Regions from separate parts of the Mus musculus genome. Here region 2 is linked to region 1. The links are chromatin loops, found by intact Hi-C in ENCODE. Cell type or tissue: heart. All regions are shown on one strand. Each heading gives the region's core, and the rest is flanking DNA. Links, peaks and the distances in the headings are about the cores only. Region 1 has its middle 16 kb from the start of Rpl11. Region 2 has its middle 3.7 kb from the start of Asap3.

The links. Hi-C counts contacts between places; a loop is a spot of excess contacts. Peaks named below come from ENCODE experiments on the same cell type or tissue, not always from the same donor. Only the 100,000 strongest peaks of a DNase experiment are listed, where the experiment ranks them.
Region 2: a loop joins it to region 1, with 4 times the contacts of the local background. A loop is called at or near these places in 7 of 42 quality-filtered maps.

Annotation. Positions count from the first base shown.
Region 1 is chr4:136,067,657-136,072,047 of GRCm38, forward strand. No RefSeq gene overlaps it. Among named protein-coding and RNA genes, the nearest start is that of Rpl11, 16 kb to the left of the region's middle. In heart, for the core only: a CTCF peak has its summit at 2,460 (motif pointing right); DNase peaks (open chromatin) are centred at 2,435 and 3,895; H3K4me3 peaks cover 342 bases; H3K27ac peaks cover 2,118 bases.
Region 2 is chr4:136,200,514-136,204,904 of GRCm38, forward strand. No RefSeq gene overlaps it. Among named protein-coding and RNA genes, the nearest start is that of Asap3, 3.7 kb to the right of the region's middle. In heart, for the core only: a CTCF peak has its summit at 2,170 (motif pointing right); a DNase peak (open chromatin) is centred at 2,178; H3K27me3 peaks cover 2,155 bases.

The DNA.
Region 1 (4,391 bases), core at 312-4,311:
TCTGAGGCTGGTTGAACAGCTAGTTTGGTGAACACCAGATTCAATGAGAGACCCTGTCTCATAAAAATAAGAGGGGCACCGGGCGTGGTGACGCACGCCTTTAATCCCAGCACTCTGGAGGCAGAGGCAGGTGGATCTCTGACTTCGAGGCCACCCTAGTCTACAGAGTGAGTTCCAGGACAGCCAGGGTTACACAGAGAAACCCTGTCTAAAATAATAATAATAATAATAATAATAATAATAATAATAATAATAATAATAATAATAACAATAAAATAAGAGGGTTTAAAAAAAGATTGATTTATTTTTATGTGCATTAGTGTTTTGCCTACATGTATGCATGTATGTCTGTATGAAGGTGCCAGACTCAAGTTTCACAGTTATGAGCTGTCACGTGGATGCTGGGAATCGAACCCAGGTCCTTTGGAAGAGCAGTCAGTGCTTTTAATTAAAGGCTCAGTGGTTAAGGGCACTTGGTTTTCTTCCAGAGGACCTAGGCTCGGTTCCCATCACTTACATGGTGGTTCACAACAATCTCTAACTCCAGTTCCTGGAGGATTCCTTGTCCTCTTTTGGCCTCCTCAGGCATTAGGCTATTAATAAACAATCCCTTATTAATTTGTCTACTATTTTCTATTAATCTTTTAAAAATTTCTTTTTACACTTATTCATGTGCGGTATACATGTGTTTCTGGACACATGCATGCTGTGCATGTGTGTAGAGGTCAGAGGACAGTTTTTGGAAGTGGGTTTTCTCTTTCCACCGTGTAGGTCCAGGGGATGGACCTCAATGCCAGGCTTGGTGGAAGGAAGCCTTACATGCTGAGCTGTGTGTCCAGACCCTCCAGTGGTTTTCCTATTAACTATCTACTATAACTTTTCTAGTGAACTCCAGGTCATTTCTTGCTTTCCTCCAGTGGGTCCTGACTCGCGTGATTACTCATTATTTTGCCTTATTGTGTTTTAGTTTTTGTTGCTAGAGACGGAATCCAGGGCCTTGCACATGAGGAGCAAGTGAGTTACTGCCCAGCCACACCCCAAACTATTAAAGCAAGCTGTTGGCCTGTTGCTTCCTGTTTTGTTTTTAGTTGGGAAAAAAGGTGAGAGTTAAGCAAAGACACACACATACACACAGGCACCCACATGCATACACACACATACACTATATACACACATGTATGCACGCATGCACAGGCACACACACATAGGCACACACACATATACCCCACACATGCATACACCACACACACACATGCATGCATGCATGCATATGCACACAATGCATATACATGCACACACAAACATGTAAACACATATAAACTATATACATGTGCATATATGTATGCATATGCACACACATGCACACACACACAAGATACTAATGTGTCCTAGTGCCAGGCATTGTACCTAGGGTCCTCCTCGCCTTGTCTACCCTGCACACCCAGGCCCTTGTCTACCCTGCACACCCAGGCTCTTGTCCAGCCTGCACACCCAGGCCCTTGTCTACCCTGCACACCCAGGCCCCTGTCCAGCCTGCACACTCAGGCCCTTGTCCAGCCTGCACACCCAGGCCCTTGTCTAACCTGCACACTCAGGCCCTTGTCCACCCTGCACACCCAGGCCCTTGTCTAACCTGCACACTCAGGCCCTTGTCTACCCTGCACACCCAGGCCCTTGTCCAGCCTGCACACCCAGGCCCTTGTCCACCCTGCACACCCAGGCATGGTAAGTAGATGGTGCTTATTTCACTTCAGAGATGACAGAGTGGAAGCACAGAGAGATTGAAGGACTTCGGCAAGGACACACAGCTGCCGAGTAGCCAGTATGAAACAACATGGAGAGATGAGATAAGGCTGGGCTTGTTGGTATCAGCTTAGACCATGAAGGGAGAGTTTGGGGTTGGGTTGGTTCTGTGAGCCAGAAAGGTCACACCCTGTCATGACGCTGAGATTTGGTTACTCTGGCTATAAAAGAACAGTATGAAGTCAGAAAGAGGAGCCTGAAGAAATCCCCCACAACACAAAGAACCTGGTGACGGAATGTTTGCCTAGCATGCACAAAGCCTTGGGTTTGATCTGTGGAACTGAAGACACCCACATCAGTAATGTCTTTCAGCTCCAAAGGATCCTATCTATCTATCTATCTATCTACACATGTATATTCATACACACACACACACACACACACACACACACACACACACACACACAGTTTGAGAGGGACCCTGGGCAGCATAACAAACTCCCTGGGATTGACTTGGTGGTCCCAGGAAACCTGGGTCTTTCTCTACTCGTCTGGGTCATTTTTGAGAAGTCCCTCGATCTCCGCGTTGGAAAGATGACAGCTAGACAACTGGTCCTGACTACAAGCCTCTGGGCAATGCTGGAAGGGAGGAAACTGCCAGGGGAGCCACGTCTAGAAGTCAGCGCTTCCCTCCTCCTGCCAACTCCACGTTTCCGCCAGCAGGAGGCACCAGCGAAGCGCCAGCGCGGGGTTCGCACGGGAACCTCTACAAGGACTTGTTCGTTTGCTGCAGCAAGGAAGTCAGAGAGCCCAAGCTCTGGAGCGACAGCCCTGGACTGCACCTCATTCTCCGCCTCTGTCCTTTAATGCTCGTGAGACTGGGTAGTCTGCTTGACCCCTCTGAGTCTCACATTCCCCGTGTGGGAAGTGAGGCTGGCCCTGAGAGGGATATTTGCTCCAAATTTAGAGGTTGAGGCAGACAGTCTTCTGGCACAAGAGTCTGCTCAGTTCAGATTCACCACAGCCCAACAGTGAGGCCAGGCTCCTCCAGCCAGGTGCCTGGTTTCTCCCTCACTCTCCATCTGGAATGTTCGCCCTTTCTGGAATCATAGCCTCTAAAACATTTAGACTCCATGTCTCCTCGCCTCCCGTTGCATTAAAAAAACAGAGAAAAAAAGAAAAAGATAACAAAGTAGAACTTATAGAACACACTTGCTTATTCTAAGCATGCAATTACATGATTTTCAGTAAGTTTACCAAGCTGGGCTCAAGATTTGGTTGACCAAAATCCTTTTATTTCAGGCTGGGTGTGGTGGCACACACCGGGTAATCCTAGCACTGGGGAAGGTGGGGGTAGCAGAGCAGGCCAAGGTTAGCCTGGGCTACACGGGCAGTTTGAGGCTAGCCACAGAACTTTTATTCAGCTGCTCCTGGAGCCCAGTGCTTGGCCACCCTCATGGGCTCACCACACTCATCACCAACCAGGGTCTTTCCGGTCCCTTCCTTCCTTTCCCATCTCCGGCCTCTCCACAACGTGGTTCCATCTTCTCCTGAGTGCTCTATCAGGACCCGACCAAAGGTTTGCTGAGTGAATCTAGCTAGGGACCGCCTAGAGCCTGCTGCCCTGGCCTTATCCTCCTGTCTTGTCGTCCCTCCAAATACACACATATTATGGTCTCTCCCCACCCCCGCCCTTCCCCCACTGGTTTTTCTCTTCCCCTTCTCCTCTCAAGATAACACCTGTGACCTCATCCCCCTCCTCCTAAGAATGTGCTCTCTGCTCTGCTGCAATGAGATCCAGGTCCTCCCCGCAGCTGAGATCAGTGGCTCTTAGGCTTCAGTCCCGGCCAATCCCCTCCTTTACTTAGCCAGCCTTCCCGTATGCAAGCGAAGGAGGGGCGTGACGCTCTGGTTGATAGGCAGGTGAGAGTTCAGCCTGGCTGGATCCACCACCTTCCCTCTCTCTGCCTCAGTTCCCTGGCCTGTAAAGTGACCATGACAACAACACGGAGCGCAGGGTGAAAGGTCTGAGCATTACGTGAAGATGAAGGCACAAGCTTGGTGCAGCGCAGAACTCAAGCCTAGCAAGCATCCAGCGCTATAAAGCACTACCATCAGGTGGGCAGACTGTCATTCCATGTATGTCCACCAGGGGCGCTCTGACCCACTTCACAAGATCCAGGGAAGTGGCTCCACAAGACTGCTAAATCTGCTTTCATTTGACCTTCAATATGTGATGTGTGTCACCACACTGTGCCTTCTCAACCCTCTTCTTGCTTCCCAGTCACATGACGCACGGGGGCGGAGGGCTAAAGGATATCAGTCCCCTACCTCCTTCAAACGCTGCCTGAGAGAGAGAGGCTGACAGTGTCCTGTTCTTGTGTACCCTGTGGCCCCCACGACACATGCTAGTGGCTTGGCGAAGCATGGATATTTCCTTATGTGTCCCTCATTATTCTCTCTCTTGCCAGTCCCCAAGTTCAAGACCACGATCCAGTTCTGTGTTTGAAGACTGACCTCTGCCCTGCTTTATCCTAGAGCTTCATAGGGGGCAGGAATGTGCCTAGATGCATCATTTTTCCTCATCTTCTCAAGATTGAGATTTCAGTCGTGCAGTAGTGGCACACGCCTTTAATCCCAGCACTTGG
Region 2 (4,391 bases), core at 266-4,265, 130 kb after region 1:
AGAGATATCCACCTGCCTCTGCCTGCCTACTGCTGGGATTAAAGGTATGTATCACCCAACCTGGCACAAAGTAAAGTTTTGATAAGTTTCAATTAGATTATTATCTCACGTCCTGGGATACCAAACCCACCCCAATCCCTCTCATCTCCTTTAAACTTGTTGTTGTTGCTGCGGCTGTTATTATTGTTATTAATTTATATGTATATGTCAGCATATGAGGTGGTCAAGGGAGTGTAAGATCACTTGGGACTGGAGTTATAGGAAGTTGTGGTCTGTCTGATATGTGTTGAGGTTTAGTCTTTTGCTATGCATTGTAATGCTAAATACGGCGGCCAAGGCCTGGTTGCCCCAAGGGACAAAAGAATCTGCACAAACTCAAGTGACACTGTGTAACCCCGACTGCTAAGTTATCCCTGGTTGGTGAATAAAGACACCTACAGGGTGTAGCTGGGCAGAAGGGAGATAGGTGGGGTTTGGGTTCCCAGGCTTGGGGTCTGAGAAGACCACGGAGAGGGAGAGTGTGGGAAAAGAAGATGCCATGGGGTAGGTGAGTCATGAAAACATGGCCATGAGGGCTGGCCAGCTGGAGTAAGAGCTGCCCAGATGGAACATGGCAAGTTATACTCCAGGGTTATTTACGGGGAAGTAGATTCTAATAGCTTGGAGGATGGATATCTGCTCAGCTATAGTGCCGATTAGGCTTATTATAAATGTAAAGGTCGAGTCTTTTATCTGTGAACTGAATGATAAAAGGTGGGGTAGAACCCCTGATTTGAGATGGAGTAATTATTACAACAGATATGGTTGCTGGGAATCAAACTCGGGTCCTCTGCAAGAACGGTCTGCACCTTGAACCACTGAGCCCTCTCTGCAGCTTTACCTTTTTCTGAGACAGGGTCTCATGTAGCCCAGGCTGGCTTCAAGCTCTCTCTGTAGCAGAGGATGACCTAGATTTTATCAGCCTTCTTTTCCGGACTCTCTAGAGCTGAAATCACGGGCATTGTTGGTGTGCACCGCCGCACATTGTTTTTATGAGTTGTTGGGATTTCCAGGGCTCTGAGCATGCAAGACACGAAATCACACCCACAGCCCCCCAATCAGAGAGGCTTCTAAGAGGTGAGCCACTGAGAGCCGGAGAGATGGCTCTGTGGGTGAGAGCATTTGTTGTTCTTGCAGAGGACATGGGTTAGGTTCCCAGCACCCATATGGTAACTCTAATTCCAGGGGGATTTATGCCCGCTTATGGTTTCCATAGGCACCAGGCACTCATGTGGTATACATACATATATGCAGGCAAAGCTCTCATACACATAAAATTATAAAATCTTTTTTAAAAATTAAGGCCGGGCAGTGGTGGCCCACACCTTTAATCCCAGAATTTGGGAGACAGAGGCAGGTGGATTTCTGAGTTCGAGGCCAGCCTGGTCTACAGAGTGAGTTCCAGGACAGCCAGGGCTACACAGAGAAACCCTGTCTCGAAAAACCAAATAAAATAAAATAAAATAAAATAAAATCATCATAAATATCTTTTACAATGTATTATTTGTGTGTATGTGTGTACATGTGTGCCAGAGCATGTATAATGCATGGGTTCTGGGGATCGTGTGTATGTGTGTGTGTGTGTGCACGCGCGAGCATGTGTGCACACGCGCCAGAGCATTTATAACACACGGGTTCCTGGGATCAAACTCAGATCTCCAGACTTTCAAAGAAATCATGCTTTTTTGTTTTATTTCTTTGTTTTTGAGCTAGGGTCTCATTATGTAGCCATGGCTGGCCTGGAATTCTCTACATAGACCAAGCTGACCTCAGTCCACAAGAGATCTGCCTGCCTCTGCTTCTCAAGTTTGGCAGGAAGCAAGTATTTTTTGCCAGAGCCATCTCACGGACCCTAAGTCCTATTCTTAAGCTCCACCATGGTGCCTAGATGTTTGCATATACCGAAGATTCCAAACTTGTTCATGGATTCCCTGACCCTTCGAGAATCTGACTTTGGAAGTATCTAAACTATTCACACTGTTCTCTGGAAACTGACGTGTGTGGGAGAAAATTATGCTTCTGCTCTGTGGGTGGGGGTGCCCGTTCTGCGGGCTCTACAGAAGTCTGGCCCACCCGAATGGGTACGCAAGACTGCTTACCGTGTTCTGCTTTCCAGCTGTGTAGGCTGCGCACTATTCAACGCTAGGGGGCGCCATGGCACCAAGTATGGTGCTCAAGTTGGGGGTGGTCCTCTTAGGTCTCTTTCTGGCAGGAAATATGTAGTTCTCTCTTAAAGAAATTTAAGAATTGAGATTCAAAGATTAGGGTCAGCATGTGGCTTGAACTGAGGTTGTACAAAGATCTCTGAGCCCTGGGAAGCAACTGTGTTTGACTCTTGAGCACTTTTCAGTTTCTTGGCTAGGAACTCTTGGGAGCAATTGAGGTTAGGGAATTATCAAGCTGGAAGATTTGAAAAGAGAGGAAGTAGGTCCAGTAGGGTCCGTCTATGTCTCAGCAGAGTTAGCATTCCTTCTAGGCTCCACCCCACAGTTACCTGGCAATAGCCAGGGATGCTTGATTTACTATAAAAGGGGCTGCTGCCCCCTCCTTACCCTCTTGCCCTCTCTGTCCCTCCTCTCCCCATTCCCCTCCCCACTTTCGCCATATGTCCTCTCTCTCTCCTCTCTCTCTCCCTCTCTCCTCTTTTGCTCTCATTCTCACTCTCTCTCTCTCTCTCCCTTCCTCTCCCTCAACTCCCCTTCTCATGCCCTAAATAAATTCTGTTCTATACTATATCTGTTGTATGGTATGGCTGGTACCTCAGGGAAAAGGACGTCTCAGCATGGGCCCGCAGAGGCACCCCCTTCTACCTCACCATACTGAGCCTCTACAAACACATTCTGATTTTTTTCTTTTTTATAAAACACAACAGAGAGTGTGAGGGATAAACAAGAAGACAAAGTGAGTCATGTGGGGGGCTAATTTTGGGAGGATTATATGGATTGGGCCTAGGATCAAGACAGAGAGCATCTCTGAGGACCGATTGATTTTACTTTCATTATTAGTTCATGTCCTGGGAACACGAAAATCCCCTTCTTAGGAACTCCAGTTGTGTAAATGGATTGATATTCATACCCTCTTGTTAGATTTATTAAGTTATGTGCCTTTAAGTGTGTGCTTGTGAGTGCAGGTGTCTGTGGAGGACAGAGAAGGTGTTGGATCCCCTGGAGTTGGAGTTACAGGGGCTCTGAGCTGGCGGGCAGTAGGGACAGCCTTTGGGGCAGGCAGGTGATGGGAGCAGCCAGATGTCAGTCTGCATGGAAGTTGGTTCTTTTCTCCTGAGAAACAGAAGAAGTGGGCGGGTCATGCTAGATCGAGAAGGCGCTGGGAGTGGGGTACAAGAGCATAGCCCGGACTCAGGGCGCGGAGTCCTCTTTCCTGCCAGCCTCATGGCCCCTCATTAGTTCTCATTTGCACTAGAAATTATGGATTACCTACATCCTGGAGATGAACCTAGAACCTGTCCCCAGAAGGTAACTCACACGGCAGCAAAAGAAGCAGAGAGTCTGACTTCAGATAAGCCTGGGTTCTTGTTCTGCCCTTTCTGCTCCTGGGTCAGCTGACTTTGAGCACAGGTAAACCACCACACCATGGTATGTTCATTGCATACCTACTGTGTATCAGTTGTGGGAGTGATGATCACCATGGCGAAGGTGTGCCAAGGCTAAACTGCATTTCGCTTATCTACTTGATTGGACGACCTCAGGAGGGAAGCCATCCTCGTCCCACCAGTGAGAGAAGGGGAGACTGGCACCCACGGAAATGGAGCTACTTACCTAAGACAGAGAGCAAAGACAGGATCCAACCAGACAGTCTGTGCCTCTGGACCCTAACCCGATCTCCCACAAAGCCCTCACCAGAACAAAACCCTTCTTTTCTTACAGAATTTGCACAGTAGTAGGAGAGAGTGAAGGGTAAATAGAAGGCAAACAAAGCAGCATGAACTAGATATGGTGGCACGCGTCTTTATCCTAGCAGAGGCAGGCAGAGCTCTGCTGAGGTGGAGATCAGCCTGGTATATATAGTGAGTTTCAGGCCATCCAGGGCTACATAGTAAGACCCTTTGTCAAAAAGAAAGAAAGAAAACAGAGGAAGGAAGGAAAGAAGGAAGTTAGGAAGCAGAGTCCCAGACAGCTCTCAGAGGTGTAGTGCACAGAGTTCAGGGCTAGCACGGAGAGAGCATCGCAGAACCCAGATGTACTGGTCCATATCTGCAGTAGCATCCAGGAGGTGGAAGCAGGTAGATCAGGAGTGTGAGGTTACCCATGGCTACACATTAAGTTTGAGTCTAGATAAAACCCTGTCTCAAGATAAATAAACAGATACACAAGAAAGGGAGTCCGCTCTCAAGC